Regions from separate parts of the Mus musculus genome. Here all the other regions are linked to region 1. Evidence: chromatin loops called from intact Hi-C (ENCODE). Cell type or tissue: left cerebral cortex. All regions are shown on one strand.

Region 1 (5,000 bases):
CCAGATGGCCTTTCCTACCTGGTGGCCGCGTGCTGACAGCTGCTGTTGCTCGGTGCAGTCGCTGCAGATCCCTGGCTCGTCTTTATGCCCTGGTCTCCGCAGATTCCCGGCTGCCTCTGCCAGAGAGTTTATTAAAGACTTTATTAAATTGCTCTGCCCTGGCCTGCAAATTGTCTCTCTCGGCGATGAAAAAAATACTGAGACCCAAACAGCTGAGGTAAAACCCTGCGTGTCATGCAGCACACAAGTGATGGACAGGGGCTTTGTGGGTGACTCTTGCAGTCCTTGTCCCTGCTGTGGACACTAAGCCAGAGGGGAACAGGGCATTGAGATGGAGGGCTGCAGGCAGAAGGTACCAGGGATGCAGTCTGGCTGGCGCCAGAGTCACGAGGTGTGTCAGAGACAGGCGAGGCAGTGTGGCCACTCCACGGAATAATGGCGGCAGCCGTAGGAGGCTCTGGAGGTTCAGTTGTGACTCCCAGACTTGGTCCAGGGTTTGAGGGAGGTGACAAACAGACAAGCAGACTCTGGTTATATACTGGGACAAGCAGTGGAGTGGAAATTTCTCAGGCTCATTAAAGGGATTCTTAACCAGAGAGCTGCCGTCGGGAAAGCTTCCTGGAGGAGGAGGTGTCTGATCTGAGAAGAAAGTTCTGGCACTTTGCCTCTGGGAAGAAGAACTTCTGGTTACTATGGTTGCTATGGGAAGCAAGGATGGGACTGGAATTGATGCCAGTTTCAAAGCAGCACAGCCAGGCAACCTCTTCCCTAAGCTGGGCAAATATACAGCTTTATTTTGATGGGAGGCTGGTAGATTCTCCATATCTTGACACCCCCCACCCCCCGCCCCGTGTGTGTGTGTGTGTGTGTGTGTGTGTGTTGCATGCATGTGTATGTCTGTATACATGCATTTACTTATGCATGTATATGTCTGTACATGTATATATCTGTGCATGTGTGTGGATGTGTGTGTGTGTCTGTGTGTGTGTGTATGTCTGTGTATAATTTGCTTTAGGGTCTGAAAGGTGATTGTAAGTAGCTTAAGTGTGTGAGGCTGGAAGACTAAAGACATCAAAGCTTCATAGAGAGAAATAAAGGGCAAGAGCCAAGCCCAGGGTTCCTCAAGTCCCCCCACCCCATCCCATGCTCCCTCGAGTACACGCTCCTGGAGACCAGGGCCCTTGCACCAACTCTGTGTCCTCTTGCTCTGAGCAGCGGACACAGGAAACCCTCATTTGCCAACAAGCAGGAGCTTCATGGCAGTGAGTCAGCGGGCCTCAGACAGACCACTGAACACCCTGGCAGCAACAAAGGAAGTGCCCATGGAAGCCCGGGGTCCCCCATTCACCCCAGTCCCCCTCCCCCAGTGCTCAGGAATCCTTGCCGGCTCCTGGTCCATGCTCTCTTCTTTATCTTCATCCTTAACCCTTCATCATTTTTATCACCCATTCCTCAGGCACTGCCTGGTACCCTCTGTTGCTAGCTCACCTGCCAGGCAGGCTACACCAAGACACTAGAGGGCCAAGTCCCTGTCCCCAGAAGCACCTCATCTGGCCAGTGACCAGAGCTGAGACACAGGAGCCTGGGTGGCCTGACCCTGGACTTTGGGTCTTAGAGGTGGTGATAGAGGAGGCGTGTCTGTGCTGAGACCTGAGGATGCAAGGTGACCCGGAGGAGCTGGGTATAAGGTTATTAGACAGATTAGACAGCAGAACCCTTGGGCAGGGAGGGGTCTGGACCCTGGATGATGGCATCAGGTCTTCAAAGGAGGGTTTGGGGATGGGAGAAAGGAAGAGAGTCCTCAGCAGATAAGGTAAGGGTAAGATGGGCCATGGAATTTGTTTCACTCTGAAGGCTGGGGGAGCCAGACTGTTCAGTGACAGTTCCTCCACCACTATCTCCTACTTTTCCATACCATGCCCCCATCCCGTTTCTCCCTCTCCATCCCTCCCTGCACCTCCCAGCTCCGTGCCCTGCCTACAGGCACAGTAGCACTTGCAAGAGCCTGCAGCGCCACCTACAGGCTAGAGTTGGTACTGCCCAGAGTGTCCCCCACCTAGGGGACAAGGCTTAGTCCCAGTTTTCTTCCTGCCTCTCAGACTGAGAAGTATAGCCCTGGAACAGCCCAGGCTCCACCTTATTGGCCACAGCCTGAGGCCATGCCTCTTCCTGCCTGAGAGGCATCAATGCCAGCTGCCTCTGTTCCCCTGACAACCTCATTACCTGCCGCACCTGCTCCCCTTGGGACCAAGACCAGAGGAATTTAATATACTGCCTTTCCCTTCAACCAATAACCCAAGCTGCCCAAGAATGGGAGGCCTCTGCTGTCCTGGGAAGGCTCCATCCTGCAGATACGAATGAGGGGCTGTCAGCTCAGTCTCCAGAAACCAAGCATCTCACTCCTACGTGTAACAGGGAAACCCACCCTGTGCAGGCAGGCTTTGGAAAAGGAGCTCAGATGGAAATACCCATGGAATGTTAGTTTGCTATCTGGGCATTGTTGAAGGATGTGTCAAGGATGGTGTCAGATCTCAGGAACCTAGAGAAGGTACCGGAAGACTGGGGTGGGGGGTGGTGGTGGAGGTGGTGCTGCAGTGGCCTAAGGAGAAAAAAAATGTACTGCCCCTCCACGGGGCAGGGCTAACAGAGAGGATGCTGGGAAAACTATCTAGGCAGGGAGACAGTGAGTGAGGCATTCTCAAGAGGGAGGCTGCAGCTGCCAGGGAAGAGCTTAGGCTCTTTAAGGGTCAAGCTGGGAGGGGCTTTGATGCCCCTTTGGGAATCTTAGGAGGCATGACAATGGCAACTGGTTCTCCGGGATATGGCATCCCTGCAGGACAGTGTGGGGGAATAATCGAGACCCTTTTCTGCTGGCTGAAAGAAATGAGATGAACAGAGTTGTGACCATCTCTGCTTTATAGAGACAAAGGCAGAGAGGCCATCCCTTGCCCTTGGTCATTGTCAGGAGAGGAATTCAGGTGGGTGACATCTTGGTCCTGGGCTGAGATGTCGATTGGAGCTTCCCTTGCTTCCAGGACAAATAAATGCCTACCATTGTGGTTCCATCCTCATTCTTGGCCTCCAGGAATCCAGCATCTCAGTGGTAGCTAATGAGCTATGGAAAGCCAGAAAGAGGTGATGGGAAAGACTATTTTTGGACAGTGTTAAGTGCCATGAAGAAAACAGAAGGGCGCTCCAGGACTGAAGTTGGGGTGGAAGGGGATATCAGGCTCCCTCATGCAAGGCCCATCCTGCAGGGCCCGTCTGCTGCAACCCCCCAGGGCTCCCTCACATCCTCTTGCCGACTGCTGGCCTGCAGTAGGTGCTTCCTGGCAGCCCATCTCTGGAAAGTTCCCCTACAGACCTTCTCCCTCTGGGTCAGCAGCCTGCTGCTCCAAACACCGGTTTCTAACACCTTCCTTGAGGACAACTCAAATTAATGGGCCCAGAATAGCAAGAGTTTTGGCTTCCCCAGCCCGCCTCCAGGGCCAGGGGGGTGGAGACAGACAGCTCAGGCTCTTGGAAATATAGCCTTGACCTGCTGGCTTGCTCTGGGGAGAGGAGGAAGTGTTCTACCTCCCGCTGCTTGGCTTTAAATAACTCCCTGTGTTTCCCATAAAATATTAGACACAGGGAATCTGAAAGCAATCGTCTTAGAGCCCGAGACTTAGCACCAGATTACAGACTCGAAGGCTCCCAGCCTCATGTTCCGTTAGTAATGCAGGACCTCATATTTATGGCATCATTAAATTATGGATTCGGAATTAAAAAAACAAGATCTGAGGTATCTCGGGGCCCTGAGATTTGAGAACTTAGGAGTTGGAGAAACTTCAGTACCGACTTTTGGCTCTATACTTCGCTAGCTGACATCCCTGAGCCCGGGCTGAATCTTTCTGTGCCTCAGTTTCCTTTTCTGTTAAAGGCTACCTGAGAGGACTCCTGGGAGGATTGGCTACACAGCCGTGTGCAGAGCCAGCTCCAGGGATCATAGGGTAAGCTGCAAGGTGCACGGGTCTCAAAGCTCTGACAAGGAGTCTAGTAATAACCTCCCTAATAACTGTGCTTAGCCTGTCCCTCTGTCTCCCAGGTTCTGTGTCAGAGGCCACCCAAGCCAGTCTGCACTCTCTCCTGACATGAGGCCCTTCATGACTGAAGACACAGCCTTCCACTCCAAGGCTCGTTTTTTCACACTTCCTGCCTCCTGTGCCCCACTGATTGCTGCCTGGTCTCCTACTCCACTTTCAGCCATCCACTCCGGCAGCTCTGGGGTGTGAGTTTGTCCTCCCACATGGTCTGGTGACCTCTCTCCCACTTCCTTCCTTTATTACCTCTGGCCTCCCCCAGCTCCCAGCCTTTCTGGAAGCTCTAGTCCTAACTCTGTAGACAGAAACATCATTTATTCTCCAGAGACTGGGGAAGAGAACGCATATGGCTTATACAGCATCTGGCCAGTGGCATTGCCTGGGAAGTCCTCCCTGCCTACCCTTGGAGGTCCTCAACCTCCAGGCTTCTACTGCTGAAGCTTGGAGAGTTTGCGGGACTGGGCTTCTGAAGCCAGGCAGAGGCCGGCAGCAAAGACAGCCAGGGGATGCAGAGCCTCTGAGATGGCAGGCCTCAAGCCTAATCCTGGAAGGACAAGCAAGAAACTGGGCTTTCCTGCTGGGGAGAAAGCACAGACTAGAGCATCTCAAAGAGGGAAGAGACAGCCATGAGCCAAGTCACCGCATCACTGCCACGCCCACTTTATGTCACTGTCCCAGGCCCTGGTGAGCTGTCCTGCTGGTATGTTTCCTTCCACAAATGTTTTTTTCATCTTCCATTTTTCCATCAATGCCGTCTTCTCTGTGGGCCCCTAAACAAGCTGTCTTTCCCCTCCCAGCCCAGCTCACACCATGAACAACTCCTTCTACTATCAAACCATAGATGTGAAAATCTGACATTAAATCTGTGTTTGCGTAACTGTGTAAGAGCCAAGCGGAGCAGAAAGTGACTAGTTGACA
Region 2 (5,000 bases), 350 kb after region 1:
TCATTCCTGCTGCCCAATAACTCCAGCGACCAAAAGGACAGACCGATCCAGAGCACAGTGGGATAATTGCTGCCAGGTGTGCACGTCTGGGAGTCACCCCACACAGACCCCCACTGGGTGACTAAGGAAGTAGGCAGGGGACTGGATCCACTCCCTAGACTGAGGACAGAGGGCTGCCACCTCCCATCTGCCTAGAGCTTCTCTAATACTAAAAGTTTCAAAGGTGACAGGAACTTGAGAAGTAATGTGACTTACCCAAGGTCACACACAACAAGTAGCCGAGACAGAATTTGAGCCCGTGTTGCCCCCTCCCCCCCCCCCACACACACTTCAAATTAGCCCCTAGGGTTTTGCCACACACACACCCCCAACCCATCTTCTCCTCAGCTTCTCAGTAGGGGACTTAACATTCTACCAAGTATCACACGCGGTCATTATTAAGACCATGAAGCACACGGAGAAACTGAGGCTCAAGAATGAGAACAACCTGCAGCAGTTCTCACTCTCAAACCTTGATCCTGACAGTCTACTACCAGGGCAATTGATGATCGTGTGTATTCTCAAATCAAGGTGATCGAGTGAGGGAATGAAAAGGGTTCTATCTTAAAGATCCCGGGCGCCCCGCGGCCCTGAGAAAGGTCTAAGAGGCAGGTTGCCTGGATCACCCTCTCTGATACCAGGAGGTCAAAACTGAAGCTGAGCAGTACAACCCCAAAGCTGCAGGGCAAGACCAGGACAGCTCCCGAGACGCCCCAGCGGGGGCGGGGCGGTGAACGAGATCCCCGGAGGCCAGTTGTCTGGGGCAGGCAGGCGACCTGGAGTCTCTCCCTGGGCCCAAGGCGGCAGCGCGTGTCTCGGCTCTGCTTCCACCCGGGGCGACTCCCAGCTACCTCACGCCGGTGGCGGGAGCCAGGGGAGGAGGAAACCCTGGAAGAGGACCGGCACACGCCCGCCAGAGGGGCCGAGGCCTGAGGTCCAGGCCTCAGGAAAGGACGGTGGACCACGCGCGCGCACACACAGAAGCACACTGACACTCCATTCACAGAGCACACGATGCGATGCGCTCGCGGTCGCACAGACAGTCACTGGACACACACTCAGACATGGGAATGCACACACACACACACACACACACGCACGCACGCACACGCACACACCCTCCATAGGACACCAGGCTCCAAAGCACACTCAAGCACGGGATCTCACCGCAGGCCGAGGGGGAGGCCCATGCACACATTCACACACACACACACACGCACACACGCACACACGCACACACACACAACACACACACGTCCGCACGCGCGTGCCCGACTGGCCGGGAGGCCGCACAAAGTTGCAAAGCAGACGCAGGCAGCGTCCCCGGGGACCGCGGCGTCCCCAACGCCTCTGACGAGCTACGATGGGGACGCTGTCCCGAGGCCTCCAGCCAGGCCCTGCGGGGGCCCCGACGCCGCAGCCCCGCCCGCAACCGGGTGCGCCCCACGGCCCTCCCCATCCCGGGCGCCCCGCGGCCCTGGCGCCTCCTCGGATCAGCCGCCAGCCAGCGCCGCTCGGAACTTGCGAAACAACAAACCGCCCGAAATGTCGGAGTCGGCGGCTACAGCCACGTCTCTCCCCGTTCCTTCCCTCGCCAGCCGCAGGGCCGCCCCAGCCTCCGGGGGACGCCGCCGCGACAACTTGTTCCGGCCGGGTGCGCCACGCACACGCGCGCGCGCGATCACACATACACTCACATATGCACACACACATGCACACACACCCTCGGGTCCCGGCCACACTCGACCACGGCCTAGGAGCACCCCAAGCTCGCAGCGTCCCTAGCCACGAAACCATCGCTCACCGACACACTCACATCCACTCCAGACACGCTCCCCCATACGTATTCCCCGCATCCCTGACATTCACACGGACCCACACAGCATCGTACACCCCAAATACTCCCACAGGGTCACTCGTGGGCACAGAGCTCACACAGGTTCCGACCCGGTTCCCACGACTGCACACACACACACACACACACACACCACACACACTCGGGCCCACACTTGGGCACAATCCACCGAGTCCTCACAGCACAGGCATAAACAAACACGCGGGTTTTCAAACGCACCAGCAACAAACAGTACTCCCGCCTAGGGAATACAAAAAAAAAAGCCAACAAATGCAACACAGGATCAGACGCAACTCTAGCCAAGCCACTGAAACTCAGATACACAACCCACTTGGCAGCGTGGACAAACATGAGCCAGCGCACACCCGGTGCTCCACGCAGGCGACACTCACACCAGCACACTCGCATCCGCGGTACACACTCAACCTCAGTTTGCACACAAACTACAGACACAGCGGCCACAGAAGCTTGGAGCACTCCGACACCAGCGACAAGCCATCCCCGGCCCCCCGGGCACTCGCGGGATAAGCTTGGAGGGACCGCGCGCGCTTACCTGCGGGAGTCTCGGTCTCAGGCGCGCAGAACTGGAAGGTGAGCGCCAGGACCAGAGCCTGAGCCCGGGCCATGGCCGCCGCCTAGGTCCTGGAGACCCGCAGCTGGGGAGGCGACGCCTCCGGAGCCCGACCGGGAGCCCAAGGCGAGCGGGAGCCGTAGTGGAGCAGTGCCGCGCGGAGCGGGACTGGCGCCGAGTCCAGAGCGGGAGCCCGAACGAGCGGGGCGCTGACGTCAGGCCCCCGGGCGCGAGTTCCGCGGTCTCGAGGCGTCCCCTGCTGGTGGTGTCGCGCGCTGCGGCCCGGTTCCCTGGGCCCGCCGGCCTTGGCGTGCCCATCCCCCACTCTCGCACCCCGTCGACAAGATCCATCGGCCGGTGCCGGTGTTCAGGTCGGCACTCTCAACGCATCCGTTGCCCACGGCTGAGACTGTAACCCAGGAACCCTTGGCTCCTCTGTTCCCTCAGTTGCTTAAGTTTTTCCTACCTTGACTACTCTGAACATAAACTCCCAGCTCCCTCCAATGACAGAGCACTCTTCATCTACCTGAAACGTTGTTGGGCCTTTGGAATGTTGCCGTTTACTTTCAGTAATATGAAATTCACTTCTCTCTTACTGACGCTCGTGCCTCTACAGTAGCCTCCGGCTACTCGGAGTAAGTAGATTTGGAACTCTGCCCCGTCCAAGTTTTTGCACAACCACCAGCATAGTTGTCAGTGGCTACTTAAGACCAGGTGCCATGTGTGCCTCTCTCTGGGACTCTGTTCATCTTCACTATTGCCCTAGGGGACACACACCATTCTAATGCCATTACACAGTTGAGAAAGTTGAGATCATAGAGCGTGACTTTTTCAAGATTATGTGTCAGTATGAGGCGACACCAAGATCTGAATCAAGGTTGTCTGGTTCGAAATGTGTAAACAAACGAACAAAAACCGACTCACATCTGGAAACCCATTTGCTTCTCAAATACTGAATAGATATGGGCTTGTTGGTTCAGTGATGACTGTAGACTACCGAGGAGATTAAAAAACAAAGGCTTGATCTCCGGGAGCTAGAGAGACGGCTCAGTGGTTAGGTGCGTGCACGCGGCTCTTGCAAAGGGCTCAGGATGGATCCCCAGCACCCTTGTCCAACCACCTGTAACTGCGCATCAGACCAGCACTTCTGGCCGTGTATATTTATAAAATATAAAATTATATTTTAAATATAATTTAAATATTTTTTAAAATCCCCACCCTCATGAAGCTTACATTCAGGAGGAAGATGCAGGAGAGGGTGGGGGGGGGGGTTGGAACCTACAGTAGGGAAAGTGGATCGCTGCACTTCTAAACAGACTGCCTGCTATGTGATGGACTTGGTATATATCCCCCATGTTTAGAATGTGTGTCCCCCTAGGGAAGCTTTTTCCCCCGGGGCCTGGTATCCCGCATACTCGATGAGTAATGAATGAGCGGGTAACTGATAGATGAGTACTTACAGAGAGGGCCCTTGCTCTCACGAAGACTTCATGCCGCAGATAAATAAATACATATGGAACTTCAGTCTGAGGCATGCGCCCTCAAGGAAATGAAGCTCTTGCAACAAGGAACACTAAAAGATGGGGGGGGGGGGTCGGGTCACGCTTCAGAAAAGACAGTCCAAGACAGACGCCTTTGCCAAGGATGTGACCCCATGCCACGTGATCTTAGACCTGACGTGTGAGGAGCCAGCCTCAAGCACACCAATGGGAAGGAATGCTGCAGCCAGCCAGACCAATGGGAAGGAACGCTGCAGCCAGCCAGACCAATGGGAAGGAACGCTGCAGCCAGCCCGAAGCGCGAGCCTTGGTCTAAGAGGGAGCCCGAATGGAAGGGTGAAGAGGAACGGCAGGTGCAACTGGAAAAGTTGCCAGGGCCTGCAGACCACACAGAAAGCCGAATACGGAAGACATTTTGAGTCAATAAACACTAAGAAAATGATCAGCCGCTGGAGAGTCTTGAGTTTTGGTTTATTACTTTCATTCCCCCCAACAACTAATGGGCAGAGATGTTGAAGGAACTCATTTAAGTACAGGTCTTGGCGTCTGTAAGGCCTCCCTATTTCTTGTCTCTTCCCTCAGTTGGCTCACACTGAGAAGCTACCCTGAGGCTAGAAAAGGAAGAACTGAGCATCCCTGGTCTCCTTGGGTCCTCAAACTGCTGCTCAAGGAAGCAAAGACACAGCTCTCGAGGACCCGAGCATTAAACTGAGAGTCACCATGAGACAGAGGTAGAGGAAGGAAAAGTGATGGGCAAGACAGAAAGACATGCTGAAACAGAGAGAGATCTGGCAACCCGGAGCCGGCTGTGCGTTGGAGGGGGGGAGAACTGAAGTTTTGGGGTTTTGGTTTTTGTTTGGTTTTTGTTGTTGTTGTTTGCTCTTTTTATTAATCTCAAGTTTTGAGGTATGGACACTGAGAATCAGAGAGCATGATGTATTTGCGCAAGGTCACTCAGTCAGTCCATAAAGGTGTCAGGATTTGAACTCAAATCTGATCGGTTCCACGTTCTCTTGCTCCTTGGTCAGAGGACAGC
Region 3 (5,000 bases), 230 kb before region 1:
CCCCCCAAAAAAAACCCCAAAAACCTCTGTGCTGTTTGTCAGGGAATTGCCACAGCACAGTCTGGCTACTTCTATACCAGCCTCACAAGCCAGGAGCCACATGTCCACCATGTTGTCCCTCTGTCGTGTCGGGAGGTCAAGCTCCTTACTGAGGTTGGTGATACTAGAACCTTGTGCCTCGGTGCTTCTGGCTGAAGACCATCCATCAGGACAGGGGACATGCTGTCCTAGGACCCAGGCCTTCCCCCTCTGCTCCTACTCTCAGATACAGTCACTTTCTTAAGAAAGCTTTGGGCCTCTGAGACCATGCAACAGATGAAGGCTTGATTCAGAGCCTGAGAACCAAAGTTTGAACCCCAGGACACACGTGGTGATGGGGAGAACTAGCCCAAGTTGTCCTCTGACCTCCACAGTGCACCATGGAGCACACACCCACCTCCCCATGACACGAAACAAATGAATAAACTTTGTCCTTAAAAGAAAGCCTCTCACTCTGGAGAGATGGCTCTGTAGTTAAGAGCACTTGTGGCTCTTGTATCTGGTTCAATTCCCAGCACCCACATGGCTGCTCCCACATGCTGTCTGTAACTCCAGTTCCAGGGATCTGACGCCCTCTGTTGGCTTCTGCGGTTAACACAACACACACACACACACACACACACACACACACACACACACACACACGGTATAGAGACATTCAGGCTGGCAAAATGCCCACATACATAAATTTTAATTTAATTTTTGAAAAGAAAGCCCCTTTCACATCTTCACAGCAGAGTGTACACGTGGGGTCTGATTGGCTGGGATTTCAGAGCGAGTCTCTCTGGTGTGTCTGCGGGCCTCAGTGTGGGTGGGAGATGATAGCCTCCCTTGAGTCCTCAGATTGGCAATGGATGCAGTGATCATGTGACTACTGGGAAGGCCAATGTTTTGCCTAAGTGTTTTTGCACTGCTGCCCCCAGCCAGGGTTATCCAGCATTTTGTCCCCGCATGCCAAGCAAGCATCTACTCTTTGAATGGAGCCCAGGCACCTGATGGGTCTTTGAAGGCCCTGTGTTACCCAACCACATCCACCCGCTGTAGCTTTACCTTAGGTTTTGGCACTCTCCTGGCCCCAGGCTCTCCCTGCAGGTCTCCCTGTGAGCCATGGTTCCTCTCACTTCCAGGCTCCCGAGCATGCTGGTCTCTTAGCCTGATGTTCCTTCTTCCCATGAGAGGCCTTGCTTTGTCTAGAGGACTTAGCTTTTGTACCCCCCACGGGAAGGCTGTCTGCTTCTCTTGTCTGTGCCCCCATTAATTCATTACTTACTTGTTTATTGTTTGTCTTAGGCCCTAGGCTGTGTGAGTTTCCTGGAAGCAGAAACAGCCTCTGGCTTGACTGGCACTATGTCCCTAGTGTTAGCCAAGAGCCCAGCACAGAGTAGCTGTTCAATAAAATGTGCACCCGAGCAGGTGCGGTGACTTTATTCTGTCCCTCATTTTCGAGTTCCAGTTTCCAAAGAACAGTCCCAGCAGGGGAACTCTATGACTAAAAGCTCCACCCACCCAAGACACTCCCCTGCCCGCCACGACCCAGAAGCCAATAGGAAGAGTTCATAAATGGGGAAACCGAGGCACAGAACAATCAATGTGCTTGCTTTAAGGTCTTCAGGGACTGGACCGGTGGCCTTTGGGCTGAGCTCCTGAGCCACGTGGGGTCACAGCTGTCTAAGGTCGGTCGGTTGGAGGTGTCCGGGAGTGCATCAAGCTGCTTCCTGGGGTCAGGCATGTGCTGAGGTGAACACAGATGAAATGCTCAGCTGCAGGACATGGGGGTATCCCCGAAAACAGCTCTGGAAGTGGGGCACACTGATGTTTAAGAGATGATAGAGAGATCTGAGGTGAGCATGCTCAAGTCATATCCTAGCAGCAAGAAGCAGGACCGATTGAGGAAGATGCCAGGCAGGGATCTCGGCAGCTAAGACATCTGTCTACTCCCACGCTGTGATTCCTGCACCACACCCTCGCTTCTGGAAGGCGGGAAGCAGGGTGGCCTCCTCTTTGTGGTTCCAAAGGCGATGAAGGGGGCTGGCTGGGCTTGGGTGACAGACACAGATGAAAATACAGGGCTTGCGGATGGCCAGACAGGAGTGGGTTTGAGGTGCGCAGGTGAACATTCTGCTTAATAACAAGCCCCAAGCGCCGGAGGCCAGCTATCCCGAAATCCCAAGCACGTGAATGCGAAGCCACACTGTACAGTGCCCAGCGCTCCAGGCTGAGCCCTGCTGCTGACACACTGCAGGGTGGACCCCGCAGCGCTGCGCTGGAGTCTGTTCTGAGCCGCTGCATTTGGACGAGTGCAGTGCGAGGCATGCAGCAGCAGACTCTCCTGGAGCTTTCTTGCTTCAATTCATTTCCACCGAGAGATTTTCTCAGTGAAGGAAATACTATCATTCTTCGAAAGTTTGGAACTGAAGTGGACTCTGCCATTTCTTTCTCCTCCGGTGCCTGGTGGAGCCCAGAGGGATTGAGCGCCGAGGCTGGCTGGGGACTGTAGCCATTAGAGGGCGACATTGGACCAGCAAAGACCGGTCTACGAGGCAGTGGGGCTTGCGGGGAGTTTCTGGACCCATTTCCTTTCCCACCCGCCACTCACACCCCTACTGTGACTTTGATTCCTAGAAAACCCTATAAAATCAGGGTCACACGCGACAGGGAGATGGATTCAATGCGGCTTCTCAAGTTGCCTGTCTTGTTATTTTTGGCCATTTCTTTGTTCTTATGGAGAATGGAGCAGCCTCTCTTCCTGCCTGCACTGGCCACTCAGAGACACCCTTGATAACTACTGATACGGGGTAGGGTAGGGGTCAATCCGCGCGTTTTAAAACCTCACCTAGGACAAGCCACAGCCTAGGAGAAAATAAGTACATATTTAATAAATTACATATGTTAAATCTCCAAAATATACAAAGAGCCCTCTAAAGACAACAATAATTTTTTAAAAAGTTGGCTGTAAAGGCTTTTCTCTGAGTACACACTTCTGCAAGGAAGAAAGATGGTGACAAGAGACATTCAACATCTGTAGCCATTTTTTTAACATGCAAAATAAAGCCACGGTGCACACCTCTTTACCCCCTGGAAAGCAAACTGCCCAGAGGTTGAGAAGGAAGGGGGGGGGGGGAGGAGAGAGACTGAATGGAGGTGGTTTAGGTACATTTATTATCCATGTAGCTATGCTGATTTCAGACATTTGTCAAACTCAACTGTCTGGTATGTTAAGTACATACAGGGTTTCCTGAATGCCCACAATAAGGCAATAAAGCCCCTTAAAATGTCACCACGTTTTGGACTCATCTAGCTGAGTGCCACAAGGACTGTCCTCACCTTCCTCCACATCTGGACTCTGCTGTCCAGCTTCTCAGTGGGAAGATGGCTGGTTTCAGCCTTGACTGAGGCCACAGGGCTCCCTGCAAGGCTTGAACAGAGAGCAGATGTGAAGCCACCGTGTGGCTGGCAGGCTGGCTGGCTCCTGTGTCACAACCACCACTGCGAGGACATGCCTAGTCCAGACTTTTGGAGGACAAGAGACACTAGGAATAGAGCCAAGGAATGCTGTCACCTCTGCCAAGGTCAGCCGCTGTAGCTTAGGTCACTCCTTGCAGCCAGGGTCAGCCGGAAGCCACGGGAAACTCAGGACACATGTGTCCAGCCAAGATCCACTGAGCTGCTGTCAACCGACAGCTGGCTCCAAAGAAGCACGCAGTAAATGTCTTGAACTCAGTCAGTGAACTTCTCTGAGATTGGCCAGGTGGACTGATTATAGGAAAACAAAAAAACAAACAAAACAAAAATAATAAAATAAAATAGAAACAAAATGGGATGAATAATGTAGAAAGGCTTCCTGGAGGAGGTGACGCCCACTGTTTGTTTGTTTGTTTGTTTGTTTGTTTTTCCAATCTGGCTGGCATTATAGCCCAGGCTGGCCTGGAACTCACACTCCATAACCAGGCTGTTCTAGGTCGTGAGGTGATCCACTTGCCTCTGCCTCTGAACACAGGCCTGAGCCACCACACCATGCTCCCCCTGGTGTTTAAAGCTGAGTGAGCCAGTCAGAAGAAACACCACGGAGGCTGTAGAAGAACAGCAAAGAGTCGAACCTGCAGACCTGGCGGGAACACAGTTCCAGAACTCAGTGCACCCTCCAGCGTGGGCAGAAGGAGGGAGAGTCCTGTTCACACCCCAGGGCACAGGATGCCATGCTAAGACAGTTTAAGGATTGGGGGGGGGCAGCATAGGCTTCCATGACGGTGACCTCTCCAGATGACCAGGGTGGAAGTTGGGTCAACACAGCTAAGTGAGTTTGTGTTCTCCCCTGAAGGTGCAAACCCCAGGTGAGCTAGTTGAAAGATGACCCCAGGGCATGGCTACTATAACTACTGCTTCCTTTCCATTCTAGAATTTTCCTCATGGTAAGAGTCTGTCTCAGTTCTCATAGATTCCTTGACCCAGGGCCGAGTTTAACCTTCACTGTGGCCCGGTGTATTAATTTAAAATTTTCACTCATTTGTAATGGTTTGCAAGTCCACACATATGGAATAATATCTCATTCTCTAAGTGCAGGCTGTGAGGAGCCCCTGGGAAGCCTGCACGGTTATTGTACTCACAGGAACCCCAGGCTTCCTCCTGCGTTATTGTGGGCTGATTACAGGATGCCTAATGCATCTCTTCATAATAGAACCACCTTTAATTAACATCATGGCCTGATTCAGGATGAATGATGTGTGTGTCTGACACAGGGAGGAGAGACAGCAAGAGGGCATACAATTGACACCAGAGAACAGTAGGCCTTTTACAGCCATGCTTGCCTCTGGGTTTCTCTGTCCTCTCCCATGAGTCAGAAGAGCCCTTTGTCACCTGCTGACGTCCCGCTGACTACAACCCTGGGGCGCATTTCCTCTCCCCCCAAAAAAAAGGGGAAGGTGGTTGTTTGACAGGAGCCGGGTCTCTCCTCTCAGACCCCA
Region 4 (5,000 bases), 57 kb before region 1:
CAGGCTTATCCTGGCTTGGAGTTCTCTCTTTACCTTGTCAGCTAGCTCCTCATCGATGAGGGACCAGAGTACAAGTGTGGGCAGTCAAAAGAGGTCAGTATAGGCTCGGCCTCAGTTGCCAAAGCCATCCAACAAGACAGGTAGCCCAGGATGGTGCTGACCTCCTGTGTTTGAAAGATCCCTGATTACTATTCACAGGACAGTGAGGAGGGGGCTGTGTAGCGACAGAAGCTCCAGGCATGTGTCTTCTTTATCCCCCACCCCCGTCCCTGTCAGATTCTCAAGGTACCTGTGGCCGTCACTCGAGGAAGCACAAGCAAGATGCTCAGGGGCTGAGATTCGAAATTCCATCAAGGAATGTCTGACTCTAAGAACTAAGCTGGGATTCTGGCGTGCCCAGTATGGGAGGCACAGACAGCTTGGAAAAGGGAGGTCCCAGACCCCCTTCTGTCTCAGCATCTGAGGAGTAGGCTAGGATGATGGTCTTGGGCCATGTTAGGCTGTGTTTCTGGATTCCATCATGTTTCCTTCCTCCCCTGACTTCACCTAGAGGCAGGACCCTGCAGGACAGAGGTGGAGAGAGAGACACTGCCCCTTGGGTCCTACAAGTGGAACGGGCACACTGTTGCTGGACCCTGAGTCCCAGACTTGTATCTATGCTCCCCTCCTATGAGATTAGAGAGCCCCCTGCAGCTCTCAGGACCCCAGTCTGGGCCCAGATGAGCTCAGGCCAGGCAGGGTATTCCCAAAAGGAATAGCCACCAAGTTTCTCCCTTGAAGGGGTGACTCAGCCATCTCAGAAACCCCTCTCGTTCTCCATCTCCACCCGACCCTGGTTGCCCTGAGAGCCTGGCTGGATCTTCCCTCAGGAAGACCTCGGCACAGGCATCTATTTCGTCCCCTCATAACGCCTCCCTTCCCCCATGCACACCCTCCGATGACAGGGCTGCACCACCCCAGGCTTCCCTTCCCTGCACGTCGTCACTACTTCTGCCCGTGGGGCTCCTCAGCACTGCTGTCTGCTGAGCTAAGTGAGGTTAACCCATCCCCAGGGATGCCTGCGCCCACTCCTCAGAGTGGTGAAATGGAGCCTGAATCCCCAGGGACAGAGCCCACAAGGCCGAGGCCTTGGCAGATGGGCGCCCAGCTGAGCGTATCTTTTCCCTGGGATATTAATTACGGTAAGGAAGGCGGGCACAGTCTGGATGCGGGTGGAAATTTCCCGGTGCATTTTGCTCAGACAAGAAGCAGCAGGAGTGGAGAGCAGCAACCCCCTCCTTCCTTGTCTGTCTGTTCTTCCCAAGAAAGAGCCTGCTTCTCCATGGGGCTTCCCATGACCACAGTCTGACCCTCTGCATCTCCAAGGCTCGGAGGAGGGTTGCTCCGCAAGTCAGGGTCTGCTCTGTGTAAAGGAAGTTGGTTTCCCAGGGGCAGGCAGGGGAGGTGGCTGGGATATTGGGAACAGGTTCCCCATGGGATCCTCTAGGATATCTCCATGCCCCCCCCCCCAAACCGCAGTTCTGCCTCAGCAACTCCTGTGATGGGGTCCTGGAGTCAGTTGCTGCTGTGAAAAAGGCCAGAGTACAGAGCTTATAGATCTGGCCATGGAGAAAGGATAAGCCATCTCTTCTGTCGATTTCAGCAGCTTTTTGGGAATACCCTGTCTGGCCTAGGCTCATCTGGGCCCAGACTGGGGTCCTGGGAGCTGCAGGGGGCTCTCTAATCTCATAGGAGGGGAGCAGAGATGCAAGTCTTGGACTCAGGGACCACCAGCAGTGTTCCAGTTCCACTTGTAGGACCCAAGGGACAGTGGCTCTCTCTCTCCACCTCTGTCCTGCAGGGTCATGCCTCTAGGACTCCATGTGGCAGGCTGTGTGGACCACTGGGCATCCCTAGCTAGCCTAGGATCTCCAATGATGTTAATTGAAAGGAAGTCCCAAAGGCCCCAAGCTTGGGTCTCAGGCAGCCTGGTGGAAGCTAGCATCCCTATGCCAAGGACCTGAGCTCATGACCTGCAGCCTTTTTGTGGGGACTGTACCTGTCACAACAGAAGACAGATCAGACTATGTGGCCTCATTATGTTCCTGCCTATGTTCTTCAGCCCTGCCCAGGCTGTGAAGGCTGCTATAGTAACCACACAGATGAGGTGACAGAGGGAGTACCTGGACACCGCCAAGAGAGCATCTCAGCTGCCAGAGCCTGTGGGGTCCCCAGAGATTTGAAGAAAGAAACCAGAGGCTGAAGGGCCTGAGGTTTGAGACCTCCCAAGGGAAGAAGGAAGTAGGGGGTAAGGTAATGGTTTGAACCACACTCCTCCCAGGCCCTACAACTTGATAGATATTTACATACTGATACATGTAACCCTTTAGAAACAGGACAATGCAGTTGAATGTCCAGCATACAGACATCAGGCCTGGCTCCTCAACCCATACTCCCTACTGGACTAGCCCCAACTCACTTTAGGGTCTCAGGTGCCCATAGGAGAGGAGGCAATGCTCCCATTTCACAGCCAAACAAACTGAGTTCTCAGAAACCACGACCATGTGGCAGACAGAGCCCATCCTGATCATTGGTTATGAAGACCCCATTGTTCCCAGACTGCCTGGGTCTTTTTTTTTTTTTTTTTTTTTTTTTTAGAATCTGAGTCACAGAGTTTAATGAAAAGACACCCTACTTGGCGATGTGACTAGAGGATATGACATGCTAGCGAGGAAGATAGCTTGACAGTGGCCTGCTCCAAAGCTAGGCTCAGCCTACAGTGGCAAAGAGGCTATCTGGTCCGGCTGGAACTGCTTGGCAAGTACCCCAGGTAGAAGACATCTCCCCAGAGGCAGGCAAGAGGGAGGTATGTTCCATCAACTGTAGCTGGAAGTATCAGACTCATCACAGTGCAGGCACATGGTCACCTGTCCCTGAATGGACCACGAGGTTACCAAGAGCTGTGCAGTCTCTGTGCACCACTGTGGTCAGATTCCTCAAATGAGAGAGATACAGTAGCGAGAAATGCAAAACTGTTTCTTCCGCAGTGTCCCTTCAGTGCCCTCTACTGACAGAGTTGGGCATTGCTTCATGGCTCATCGAGGGAAGGCTGGGGTGGGATTGAGAGCCACCAAGCAACAACAAACCATGGTCTGCAAACAATGGCTAGCTGTTCACTGGTAGCCTGTGGCTGCTTCTGGAATGGGTCGTGAGCTAGAAACTCTTTCCCCTTTCTCTTAGTGATTGAAAGAAGTTCATGACAAGTCTTCCATGATGCATCAATACTGTATGCTGTTCAGGCTTCAGTTTTTCTGGACTACATTTTAGATTATGTCATTTTTTTTTAAAGGCAGAGATGTGGGGCTTTTTTCCCGCCTCTGACCACACCTGATTCATTTTCTAGACCCATTTTTGAGTCCCTCAAGCCCCAAATCAGCCCTAATATATTTAGTATCTAGTCTCTACAGAAAACATAGGCTCTGCTCCAAGTCACTAGGGATTCGGCTTCTTCAGTCAGCATTGGTCAACTGCCACCCCCACTCCCCCAGCACTGCCCATTCTGGGAGACACCAGGGACTCTCACTGTGGTGTCACATATGAGCCATCAGGAGGCAGGGACTCTACTCTGATTTCCTAAGATCTGTTCCACGGCAGAGGTCTCTGGGAAGGTGCTGGGTGAAGTCATCTGAAGTTGTGACTCGCTCCACACGCACAAACATCCAGCTCTATGGCCGGATCTGAGCCAACCCTGGTTTGCAACCCAGAGGCCAAGTGTGGTCCATCGCTTCACACAGCTCCGCATCTTCCCTTCCACGAACATCCTTTTCAACACACATCCCAGCCTAAGACACACCCATCCTGTGTTGGAGATGGGCCCATTTCACCGTCAAGGTAGCTGAGGCCCAGAAAAGCTACCAAGTAGAAAGAGAGAGTGGAAATGACAGAAGCTTCTGAGATCTGGTGTTACATTCTAGCCCGGGTGCCTTAGGTCAACCCCGACTTTCCACAACCATACCCATATTCTACCTCTAGTCCATGGCCCTGCACACAGCTGACTGCCTCAGTTCCTCTGTCTGTAAAATGGATCTAAAACCAGTAACAATGAAGGTTATAGCATGACAGTGTTGGCTACAAATGTTTTGGGTCACATTCACAGGCATCCGGGAATAAGGGTGGCCCTCAGAACACAGGTAGGACATACCTGCTAGCACATGGAAGGCACCCAAGAAACGGTAGCTCTTGAGGTACAGTGCCGTCCTCAGCTACTGAGTCCCATGCTCAAAGCAGTCTCTCCCATGCCGACCACCCATTGTGACTGAGCTTCCCAGCCACCAGCAGTCCTGGAGAGGATCCTGGTCTAGCAGAGCAGGAAGCCCCAGCACATCGCCCGCCCTCACTAATTGCATTCTCGGAACTGGAGCAGATGGAGGGAGGGGGTCTATTTCTCTCGGTTTTTCAAAGAGCCTTGGTCTGGGAGATAACTGTGTAATTAAAAGAAGAGAAATGCAAAACAAGCCTTTTAGACAGACCAAGCCGTCTTCGCCCCCTCGTAAATCTATTAATGAACTGTCATTGTGAGATAAAGCCCTGTACTGACCTGAAAGCCAGTTCATCGGGAGGGGGGCGAGAACACTGGCATTGTAGACCTAGGCCTCACGTGGGAAAGGAAAATATATTAATCAGCTTAGCTCTGTCTATCTGCACAAATTCAAGAAATATCTATTGGTTGCCTAGTGATATGGCATTTTCTACCAGACACTGGCTGCCCTGGGGGACCCTGGTTTTCCCACTCTCTGGAGCATCTGTCAATCAAATCTGGAGCAGAAGGAGGTCTAGATGAGGAAGTCTTAAAGACACGAATGGAAGGGAGGCTGAGGTTAGTGGCAGGGGCCTGGGTCTGAGAGGGTCCTCAGAGGTCCAGGCTGTCCTCCTCAAAACCAGTTGTGAAAGAGGCATGCCCTACACGGGGATGAGCCAGACCCTTGGATGTCATAATCCAGGCTCCCTAGAAGGAGGAGGTT
Region 5 (5,000 bases), 530 kb before region 1:
GAGTTCAGAAGTGGGGAGTTCTAGTTTACCCAGCACTGATGCAGGAACAAGGCACATCACCCCTCAGCACACAGGATGGGCTCAGCAGACTTAAGGGTCACCCTAATTCTTAGGAGCAGGTTCACAGCTGGACTAGGCTGTTCTTTGAAGAGCAGCTGTTCCCCCGTGCCCCTCCCCCATGCCGGAGGACCAGGTTGTTCACAGGGAGTGAGGACCCCAGTAAGCAGACAGCAGGGTAGAGGGCACACAGTCAGGGAAACTGACAAGGTCCAGTGCCAGGAGGGGCCAGAGAGCAAAGGTCAGGAGAGGCATGAGGCAAGAGCTTCGCTTGGTGTGAGACCATAACTGCCCCCAGACCCAACAAATGGAGTGCTTATGAGTGTGCGTGTGCGTGTGCGTGTGCGTGTGTGTGTGTGTGTGTGTGCATGTGTGTGTGTGTGCTTGCAGTAGGCTGCTCCAGGAGGAAGAATTTTTGCAGCAGAAGACTTTGGGAAGCAGATGGGGGAGGCAGCTGGCCAGTTTCTCAGGAGTCCATCTCAGGCCCTGGAGGTTGGGACAGATGATCAGTGCTCTGGATTGCTGATGACAAGAATTTTAGCTAAGAAAGTATCTGAGGGGGTCTATGCCTGAAGGCCCTATGTTCAGCGATGTTATTGGGCCCCATCTTTCTTTGCCTTTGGCTCTGGTCTCCATTCTGATTGGACACTTCCTGCGTGGGGAGGGCTCTCCCCAAGATGCCAAAGGCTCTGTAGGTTTGAAACTCCTTCAAGATCCAAGTTCACAGGGGTTGGCTTCGTTGACTCCGACTGGGCACTCTGCCTATCCTTGAGCTATCACTGTAATCAGGAACTCCATGCTCTGGCTGGCCAGCCAGGTCTGGGACTCTGTTCATTTGTATAGTAGGGAGAAGTGAGTGTGTGTGTGGGTCAGAGACAAAAGTTGTCTTAGGATGGAAGAGCTAGGCAATGGTTCCACGAGGAGGAGAGGCTGTCACCACATGCCAAGGCAGGGCACTTGGAGGGCAGAAGCCACAGATGTCCCTGATGTGTGGGGATGGGGACCCTGTGTGGTTCATTTCCTGTGTGGTTTTTTTAGAACCTGCCCTTTCACCTTGTGTTCCAATGGGTAAAGCATCAGCTTCGTGGGTTTTCCTGCTCTAAATCCTGGCACTAACTTATCTCTCTTCTCCCCAAGTTTGCTTCAGGTCTTGGTAACAGCCCCCCCTTGTCTCTCCCTGCCTCTCTCCAATCCAGATTTGATTAACCCAAGGCTATAAACAAATCTCAGAACCATGGAACCCAAGCGACTTCCAGGCAGCCAGGGTCTATCTATTCCCACAATTTTTTTTAAACTGAATTTCACATAGACACACAGGACTAAACTAATCAGGATTTTGCAAAAAGAAAAAAAAAAAACGTCTTTCTTTCCTTGGGCAACAGTGGGATCTCCCGGCCCCGGAGCACGAGGCTAACCAGGTTTCCGAGTCTTGTTTGCATAATGCAATTGGTTACAGGATTTGGCAGGGAGGAGGGTGGCAGGCCTTGAGCAGGATTCCTTCGTGTGTCACCTCTTGTTAATTACATGGTTCCCTCCTGGGTCCACAGCTTTTGAAATGAAACAGGAGGCACGCAGAACCCCAGTCCCACGGCTGTCCCAGAGGCCTGTGAGATTAACACAAAAGAGGACGGGGGCCTGGATCTGGAGAGAGTGTAGCTGGTGAAAGGCTTGCCTAGCTGCACAGGAAGCCCTGGGTCCATCTCTAGCACTGAATACATTCCGAGTGTGATGTCAAGTGAGTGGGAGTCTAGTACTTGGGAGGTGGAGGCAGGGGGATTTGAAGTTCAAGGTCATCCTTGCCAACATATCAACTTTGGGTTTGGGGATGGAACTAGACCTACGACGCTGTAACAGAAGTAAAACAGCCTGCAGGGTGCAGTGAGCACTGTTGTCTCTCCCCACCAGCTCCTCCCCCCAGCTCAGAGAGGTCAAACAACAGACTCCAAACTGCACAGCAAGAAGCTAGACAAATGTGATCCTATGATTGCAGGGTCTGGAGCTGCTATGGAGAATCTGGCCACCAGGTGGCGCCATCAGCTCAGGAATGGGGCTGTCCGACCAGGGAGGACCCTTCAGCGAGAGCTCTTTCAGCTGAGTTCTGTCCTGACACTGAAGGCACCTGTCGCACCTAACCTCTTTACTCCCTAAGGTTCCTGAGGGGATAGTGCTATTTCTGAAGTCTCTCCGTGGCCGCAGGTCTCCTCAGAGGCATCCAGCCCTCTCCTTCCCATCTCTCCCAAGCTCTAAGAGGTGTCTCAGGTCCAGGCCAGATGTGTCTCCATGTCCCTGGGTCTGTCCCACGTCACTGCAAATTTAACATTTATCCCTAAATGCTGAGGTGAGGTGGTGTCCAAGAGGCAGTGTCTCAAGGATCACAAATCTCAGCCCCAAGTCCTGGTGTGAGACAGCACTGTCCCTGGTGTGACTGAGAGACAGAGGCGCCTGCCCGCCTTGTTTCCTGGCCCTTCCGTAGTAGTAACAGGAAGTGGCTTATAAATGGCCATTTATAGTAGTTTACAATACACAGTATATAGTAAAATATATACTAGATTTATATAGCCACGTGCAATGATATACAGTATAAATGTAATAGAAACACAGACAGATATACAACAGAAATAAATATAATGTTCAGTGTCACAGAACAGCCTGCTCATGATGCATTTCCATAAATATAATTAGCGGGCATAAACTGACGAATAGCTGTTCTGCTCGCCGAGCGTTGCTCTAGGAAACGCTAATCTCATTTGTTCCTGAGATCCTCTGAGTGGGACGTCTCTGTCTCACAGGAGGGTCAGTGGGGCTCTAGGTGGGTGGGGGTGGGGAGAGATGGAACACGGTAGCGGTTCCCGTATTTGAACCCATGCCTGTCAGCTTCCTGGTTTGGTTGTCCCATCCCTGCTGGCTCTGCCCCTGGGCCTGCTCCAGCTTGGCCATGTCCAGTCAGGCCCCTCACTGTTCATAGCTTCATTCCTTCCTTATCCTGTATGCTGGCACTGCTGTAGGAGGGAGGTGGCCACCCTGCAGGATTTTCTCATTTTCCAGTATTAGACTACTCCACGTGGTTTCCTGTGTTAATTCTAGGCAGGATTCTGGGGACAGTAGGTCTCCCCCCCCCCTACACTCTACCCCATCTCTGTCCTGTGGGTGATGCAAATAGGGGCTCTGACTGCCAGGAGCTGAAGTGTTGAGGTACCTGCATCCCATTATCAGGGGCCACTGTGGCCATTCTTACTCATTTCCCCAAGAGGCCTTAATTCATGTGGCTTGTGCTCAGTTGACCCAAGCCAGGAGTAGCAGCAAAGATGGAGCCTTCCCAAGCAAAAGAGGAACCTGGCTGACCTGGGCTGTGCTGGGCCGGAGAGGGCAAACCTACCTACCTGCCACGTACTCCCCCCTCCCTCATCTCCTCTGCTCTCCCTCCTCCCAGGCACATTCCCTCCTCCCAGTTTTCTCTGTCCCTTACCCCTCCCAGTTTTTTATTTTCTCTTTCCTCCTCCCAGGAGGTGGGTTGCTCACCAGGGATAGGAGAAGGAGTCTGGGTCAGGCATGGGCAAACATTTCCTATTTTTCTATTTTACCAGCCATGTATTTATTTTAATGGGCATCAGAGAAAAACCCCATAAGCAATTAGCACATCAAGGCTTTATTTCATGGACATTACTGCTCAGGGTGAGGCAAATTGGAAAACGAGCCCATTTCAGGTTTAAAGGGACCACAAAGTGATGTATACGGGGGCTGGGTGGTGGGAAACAGGGAAGAGAGCTTGGGGCGGGGGTGCGCTGGAGATGTCTGTGCTTCCTCAAGACAAGTGACCCGAATTCATCCTGGTTCTGTCTATGACCAAAGGCCCTGGGCAAGTCTTTTACCTCCGTGAGCCTCAGTTTCCTTCTCTGTCACGTGGGACAGTGGTAGCAGTTTGTAGGTGTGGCAAGGGTTGCATGTGAGGAGGTGGAGTGCTGACAGAGCTTGACAGGAGGCAGCTTGGGGGCAGTGGAGGTAGCTTATTGTCCTGCTCTGGTGAGGTCACCCACGGCTTCCTTTGAGGATGGGATTTGGGACTCAGTACTCATTCTCTGCAGAGTGTGCCCGAGCAGTCCCCACCGGGACCCCTCGGAACCCCACACTCTGGGTGCAGGGTCCACTTTTCATCTTCTGGGTTGGTGACACAGTAGGCTGAGGCCACAAGGCTCACTGCACAGGGATGTGACTGTGAGGAACAATCAGAAAGGATAGGTCAGCTCCCAAGATGCGGGCGGCCTTTAGCCTATGGGAGGAGTTTGTCCTCCTGTCAAGATCTGTTGGTGAGTGGGTGTGGGTGAGGATGTGGTGGAATCTCTGGGTCTGTGAACCAGCTCTGAGTACCACCATCTACCCACCATTTGTCTGTCCATCCATCCATCCATCCATCCACCCATCCATCCACCCATCCACCTCACCCATTTATTCATCTATCTGTCCATCCATGTGTCTATTCATCTGCCTATTCATCCATCATCTACCATTCATCTCTTCATTCACTGTCTACTCATCCATCTGTAATCTATCCACAATCCATCCATCCATCTGTCTGTCTGCCTGTCTGTCCATCTGTCTGTCCATCCATCCATCCATCCATCCATCCATCTATCCATCTACCCATCATCTACTCACCACCCACTCATTCACCATCTACCTACCATCCATTTGTCTGTCTGTCTGTCTGTCTGTCTGTCCACTCATCCATCTGTCCATCAATCCATCTATCCACCCATTATCTACACACCACCCACTCATTCACCATTTACCCACTATCTAACCAACTACTCATTTACACATGTGTCACTCACTCATCATTTATCCACCTATCCACCATTCACCATTTACCCACTATCCATCTATCTGTCATCTACCTGTCTATCTATCTATCTATCTATCTATCTATCTATCTATCCATCCATCCA
Region 6 (5,000 bases), 87 kb before region 1:
CCCTCCTCCTGTGAGTTCAAATCTCCCCACTTCCCCCCATAAAGACACCAGCGTCACCATGGGAGGGCAGCTACCCTGATGGCTTTGTCTAACATCCACAGTCCCGAGCTTGAGGGTCTCTAGCAGTTAGCCACGGCTGCTCTGATTATGAGGATGAGAGCTTGGTGACAGAATCCCACAGAGCAGGATGTGTTCCTGTGGCGGCAGAGCCAGCAGGGCAAGGACTCCAGGCCTTCTCTGCCATGTGTCAACTCCATGGGCTTCAGTGCTTTTTCCCCAACTCACACCTGGACCCTCGTAAGTGTTGCTTGTCAAGTCTAGGCTCGGCCACAGTGGCTTATGATGTCTCACAGAATCTGGTGCTGTCCAGAGAACAGAGACGCCCAGAATCCCAAACACGCCCTGGGGTGAGCAGCGGTCAGTGACTCCTGGCCCAGGCACCCTGGAGGACCGGCAGGCTGATTTTTCTAGACTGTCTCCGCCAGTGGCTCCTCCCATATCCGCCCCATATCAGGGGCCCTGTTGGGGTTTGAGTGAGGATGTCCTCCATAGGCTCTGGCTTTGAATGCTCGGCCCCAGAGTTGGTGATGCTGTTTGTGGAGATTTAGAAGGTGCAGCCTTGCCAGAGGAAGTGTGTCACAGGAGGCGGGCTTTTGTTTTTCACTTCCTGTCTGCTCTCTCTGCTTCCTGCTTGCATTTGAAGATGTGATCTTTCAATTTCCTGCTCCCACCGCCATGGCTGGAGCTTGTTGCCTGCCCTCTCAACACCATGGACTCTCTTCCCCCTGGAACCGTAAGCCCAAATAAACTCTTTCCTCCTTAAATTGTCTTTTGGTCATGGCGTTTTATCCTGGCAACAGAAAAATAAGCGATAAAGCCACTTAGAGTCACTGCCACCTGTGGCCATACTAGGCAGGGTGTGACTCTTTCCTCTAGGGAGGAGGCAGCCAGCTATGACAATCCATAGCCAAGGAGCTCCCATCCTCCAATCAGAGAAGAAAGAGAGGCTCTGACCCCTCTCCACACCATCCTGCTTTCTCAGGATCATCTGTCCACAAGCAGAGATGGAGCAAGCTGGGACTCAGAGGCAGACGGTGCTGAGTCAGGGAGTTCTGCTGACAGTCCAGAGCAAAGAACGAACAATGGGAGATGACATAGGAGCCTCCACTTTATTCTCAAGGCCTAGATTCCAGGTCACGAGTGCCTTTTAAGACATATTCATTACAGCACTTTTGTGCACAGTAGGTCCTCGAGAAAAGGTGGATTATTTATAGCTCATGAGCGGTGCTGAGATGTTTGAAATGGAATCTCTGTGTTACAGAGGAGCGTCTCTTGACTTAGCAGCAGACACAGGATTCTCCAGGTACAAAAAAGGGCAAACTCCAGTTGCAAAGAAAATTTGCTGGTATGTGCTGTACCAGAAAGCAGGGTCTCTGAGAAAGAGCGTGTTAAATACTATCCAAGCATTAACCTTCCCTGCTTTAACATGAGTTCACACTCAAAGGCTATTCTGAAGGGAAGGCGGCCTTTAGAGAGCATGGCTTCTGGCTGCGAATAGAGGAATATCCTGTAATGTCAGCATGCAGAAGATGCAGAGGCAGGAAGATCAAGAGTTCAAGGCCATTCCTGGCTCCATAGTGAGTTTAAAGCCACCCTGGGCCACATGAGACTCTGTCTAAAACATTAAAATAAAGAAAATAGTAATAAAACAACCAAACCAAAAAAAAAAAATAGAGGAAAGAAGAAAAGAAGGCTCTTTTCTTTCTCGCTTGAAATGTATTGAGGGTCCACAGTGATGTGTAGCAACTGGAGTTCTCCCAGTCCAACCTGCTCCCCTGCAGGGCTTTCTTGATGGGATTAGGTCCAATCACATCAATAGTGTGCTATGATCACTCCGGTAAAAGATCACATGTGTCTCTTTGGGAGGGAATCTGACAGCCACTTTGGATCTGCAAATGTGCCTTTTAAGTATGTGTGCCCGGGCAGAGTCGGGGGTCGGGGGACAGTGTTGAAAATGAGAAGACACCCCAGGGCAAATGAGTTTGAGCTTTCAACAGCAGCAGCAGCAGCAGCAGCAGCATGCTGTCTGTTGACTTTGTTCTAGCAATGACTTTGTAGGCAAGAGTGGACACCCCACCCCCACCCCACCATTGAACAGAGAGAGAGGGGCGGACTTCTGTTAGACTCCTTAGTAGAGACCCAGTTGGCCTTGAACTTGTGATAGCCCTTGTCTGGACCTCAATTTCTCCAATGCATAAAGCAAAGCCATCAAGCCGGTTGGTAGCTGTGGATCTTTCAGAGTAGTATGTTGGAGTTCAAGTGCAGCCAGATGAACGACGAGGGAGGAGCAGAGAGGAGGCAGGAGTTGTTCATGATGAGCTTGCTGATGCTGGAAGTTCTACTTTGACTACATTAGTCCAAGACCAACGCCCAGCCACCAGCTGCTATGTAACTCTACTGCTCTGTGTGGCATGCCTGGGAATCCGTACCTTTCTCCTGGGAGTAACTCCCAACCTGGGGCAAGGGGCAGGTGGTGTGTAACGCCCACCTCATGAAGTTCTGCTAGTCACCTCGAAGCTGAAGCTGTCACAGCTGGTTCCCCACGGCTAACTCCTAACACAACCTTCACTGCCTTCCCATCCCTCCTCCCCACTCCTAGCTTTCCTCCCCTCAGACTTTGAACCTGTTTCGGGTTCTGCCACGAGGGGGCGTGTGTGAGCTAGCAGAGAAAAGGTGCAGAAGGCACCGCGGTCACTCAATGGGTTTACTCTGGCTCTCCTTTGGAGGTTACAGGCCATGGAGATGAGGAAGGCATAGCAAGGGCTGTGGTGAGGTGGGAGGGCACATCCAATCGGCTGTTGGTAGGCAGGGAGCCACGGATGCTGGCAACCGCCTCAGTTTCTCCTTTTGTTTAACCCAGGACCCCAGCCCATGAAACAGTGCTGCCCATGTTGAGGGTGAATCTACCCACCTCAATTAATCCAATCTAGAAAATCTCTCACAGCAAGCCCAGAGGACTGTCTTTGGGTGATTTCGGACTCTGTCACATTGACAGCTAGTGCTAGTCATCATGGGCAGCATTCTCTCGCTTACTCTGGGGGTCTGTACCAGGATGGCATGGGTGTCTGGTGTCTTGTCACTGCAGGCTTTGCTTCCACTGAGGCTTTAAAAAAAAAATGTAGGGAGTTGGTGCAGCGCCCAAAGCATGCTGGGAGGCCCGTGGCAGATCAGTGCAGACACTCCACCCTAAGAGCACATATTGACAGAGCTGCTGTAGCCAACCCACTTGTGATTCGGAGAATTAGTGAATGAACCAAGGTGGGAGGAATGAAAGCATATATAAGGTGGCAAGAGAGCGAGTGTGCCAGAAAAATCACTCATGAATGAATAACCCAGTGAAAAACTGAGCACAGAGACTGATAATGGAAGGGAGAATGAATGGTTGAACGAATGAATGAGAGAATGAATGAGTGAGTGAATGAATGAGTGAGCGAGGGAGGGAGGGAGTGAATGAATGAGTGAGTGAGGGGGTGAATGAATGAGTGAGTGAATGAATGAGCGAGTAAGTGAATGAATGAGTAAGTGAATGAATGAGTGAATAAGGGAGTGAGTGAATGAATCAATCAATGAGAATGGGATTGGAGATTAATTAAGCTATGAAACAAAGAATAAGTTTTATTGAATGAGCATGCAGATAAACAATTAAAATAAACAGCAAGTGAAAAGGGGGATTGAAAAGGCAGCGGGATGGATGCATTGAAAATGGACAGAGGTAGCCAATCAAGCATTACTCAGACCCACAAATGGATACATGACGGTGCTTTCTGTCTGAACACGAAGGGAAGGGATTCACAGAGCAGGAGCTTCGAACCCAGGAAAGCAGATCTGCTCCAACTCAGAACAGAACCTGGCGAGTCCTCCTCTCCTCTCATGAGACACTTCTTCCTGGGGCTTGGGAGTGGAGGATGGCTGGAAGCCAACACTGCAGACATCCAAGGAAGCTGAGGACAGAGCTCAGAACTGAGGACTCACACGACCTGGGTCTAAGGGCATCAGGTACTCCCCAGCTAAGCCTGGCACATCCCCTGTGACAGGACTCCAGGTCACCAGAGGCACAACCTATCGGGGAAATTCACTAGACCTGGATTGGGTGTCTGCTTGTCACATGCTGCTCTACATCTTCACTGTGGCTTTGGCATCTGTGAAGGTTGGCTTTGACTGTCAACTTGATACGACTTAGAATCACCCAGGAAGCGTCTCGGTGAGGCACTATTTACAGTGGGCCTGTGGGCACATGGCTGGGGGAGAATTATCTTGTTCGTTGACGTGAAAGGTCCTGGCCCACTGTGGGTGGCACCATTCCCTAGGCAGGGTGTTCTGAACTGTATCTGAATGGAGAGGTGGAGCTTAGCACAAGCAAGCAAGTGAGTATAAGCATGCATTCTTTCTCTGCTCTTGACTGTGGATGCGATGTGACCAGCTGAGCTTCCTGCCTCGACTTCCCTACTACAGTGGACCATGATGTTCTCTAGGCTGCTTCCTCTTGTCAGGATGTTTTAACACAGTATCAGAATTGAAATTAGGCTGGGTGGTGGTGGCTCACGCCTTTAATCACAGCACTTGGGAGGCAGAGGCAGGCAGATTTCTGAGTTCAAGGCCAGCCTGGTCTACAAAGTGAGTTCCAGAACAGCCAGGGCTATACAGAGAAATCCTGTCTCAAAACAAAAAAAAAAAAAAAAAAAAACAAAAAAAACAAAAAACAAAAAAACAAACAAAAAACAAAAAACAAAACAAAACAAAAAACCAAAAAGAACAACAACAACAAAAAAAAAACAGAGTTGAAATTAGAAGAGTGTCCAACATGGTAGCTGGCACATAGTAGGACCCTCCCCTTCAATAAGAAAATGCCCAACAGGCTTCCCTGCCTGTAGCCTTAGCGTATAAGGATGTGTTCTCAGTCAAGGGTCCCTCCTCTCAAATGACTTCAGCTTGAGTCAAGT

Evidence for each region. Peaks named below come from ENCODE experiments on the same cell type or tissue, not always from the same donor. Only the 100,000 strongest peaks of a DNase experiment are listed, where the experiment ranks them.
Region 2: it touches region 1 in a loop (4-fold over the local background); 11 of 42 quality-filtered maps call a loop at or near these places.
Region 3: a loop joins it to region 1, with 5 times the contacts of the local background. A loop is called at or near these places in 15 of 42 quality-filtered maps.
Region 4: a loop joins it to region 1, with 2.3 times the contacts of the local background. A loop is called at or near these places in 5 of 42 quality-filtered maps.
Region 5: a loop joins it to region 1, with 7 times the contacts of the local background. A loop is called at or near these places in 13 of 42 quality-filtered maps.
Region 6: a loop joins it to region 1, with 6 times the contacts of the local background. A loop is called at or near these places in 6 of 42 quality-filtered maps.

The regions. Positions count from the first base shown.
Region 1 is chr4:131,484,967-131,489,966 of GRCm38, forward strand. Gm35779 (a long non-coding RNA gene) reads right to left here and starts at 489. Exons shown (of 8, transcript XR_390804.2): 1 at 357-489; 2 at 19-116. RefSeq lists an enhancer at 1-747. In left cerebral cortex, a CTCF peak has its summit at 2,040 (motif pointing left); DNase peaks (open chromatin) are centred at 650 and 2,016.
Region 2 is chr4:131,835,637-131,840,636 of GRCm38, forward strand. Ptpru (protein tyrosine phosphatase, receptor type, U) reads right to left here and starts at 2,642. Exons shown (of 31, transcript NM_001083119.2): 1 at 2,448-2,642. The coding sequence starts at 2,520. In left cerebral cortex, a CTCF peak has its summit at 2,730 (motif pointing left); DNase peaks (open chromatin) are centred at 1,716, 2,300 and 2,706; H3K4me3 peaks cover 2,353 bases; H3K27ac peaks cover 1,205 bases.
Region 3 is chr4:131,250,832-131,255,831 of GRCm38, forward strand. No RefSeq gene overlaps it. Among named protein-coding and RNA genes, the nearest start is that of Gm25261, 14 kb to the left of the region's middle. In left cerebral cortex, CTCF peaks have their summits at 2,520 (motif pointing right) and 4,077; DNase peaks (open chromatin) are centred at 1,995, 2,533, 3,553 and 4,070; H3K4me3 peaks cover 517 bases.
Region 4 is chr4:131,428,390-131,433,389 of GRCm38, forward strand. No RefSeq gene overlaps it. Among named protein-coding and RNA genes, the nearest start is that of Gm35634, 22 kb to the left of the region's middle. In left cerebral cortex, a CTCF peak has its summit at 3,047 (motif pointing left); DNase peaks (open chromatin) are centred at 1,209 and 3,020; H3K27ac peaks cover 1,033 bases.
Region 5 is chr4:130,958,215-130,963,214 of GRCm38, forward strand. No RefSeq gene overlaps it. Among named protein-coding and RNA genes, the nearest start is that of Matn1, 16 kb to the left of the region's middle. In left cerebral cortex, a CTCF peak has its summit at 2,090 (motif pointing right); a DNase peak (open chromatin) is centred at 2,082.
Region 6 is chr4:131,398,233-131,403,232 of GRCm38, forward strand. No RefSeq gene overlaps it. Among named protein-coding and RNA genes, the nearest start is that of Gm35634, 8.4 kb to the right of the region's middle. In left cerebral cortex, a CTCF peak has its summit at 2,700 (motif pointing right); a DNase peak (open chromatin) is centred at 2,699.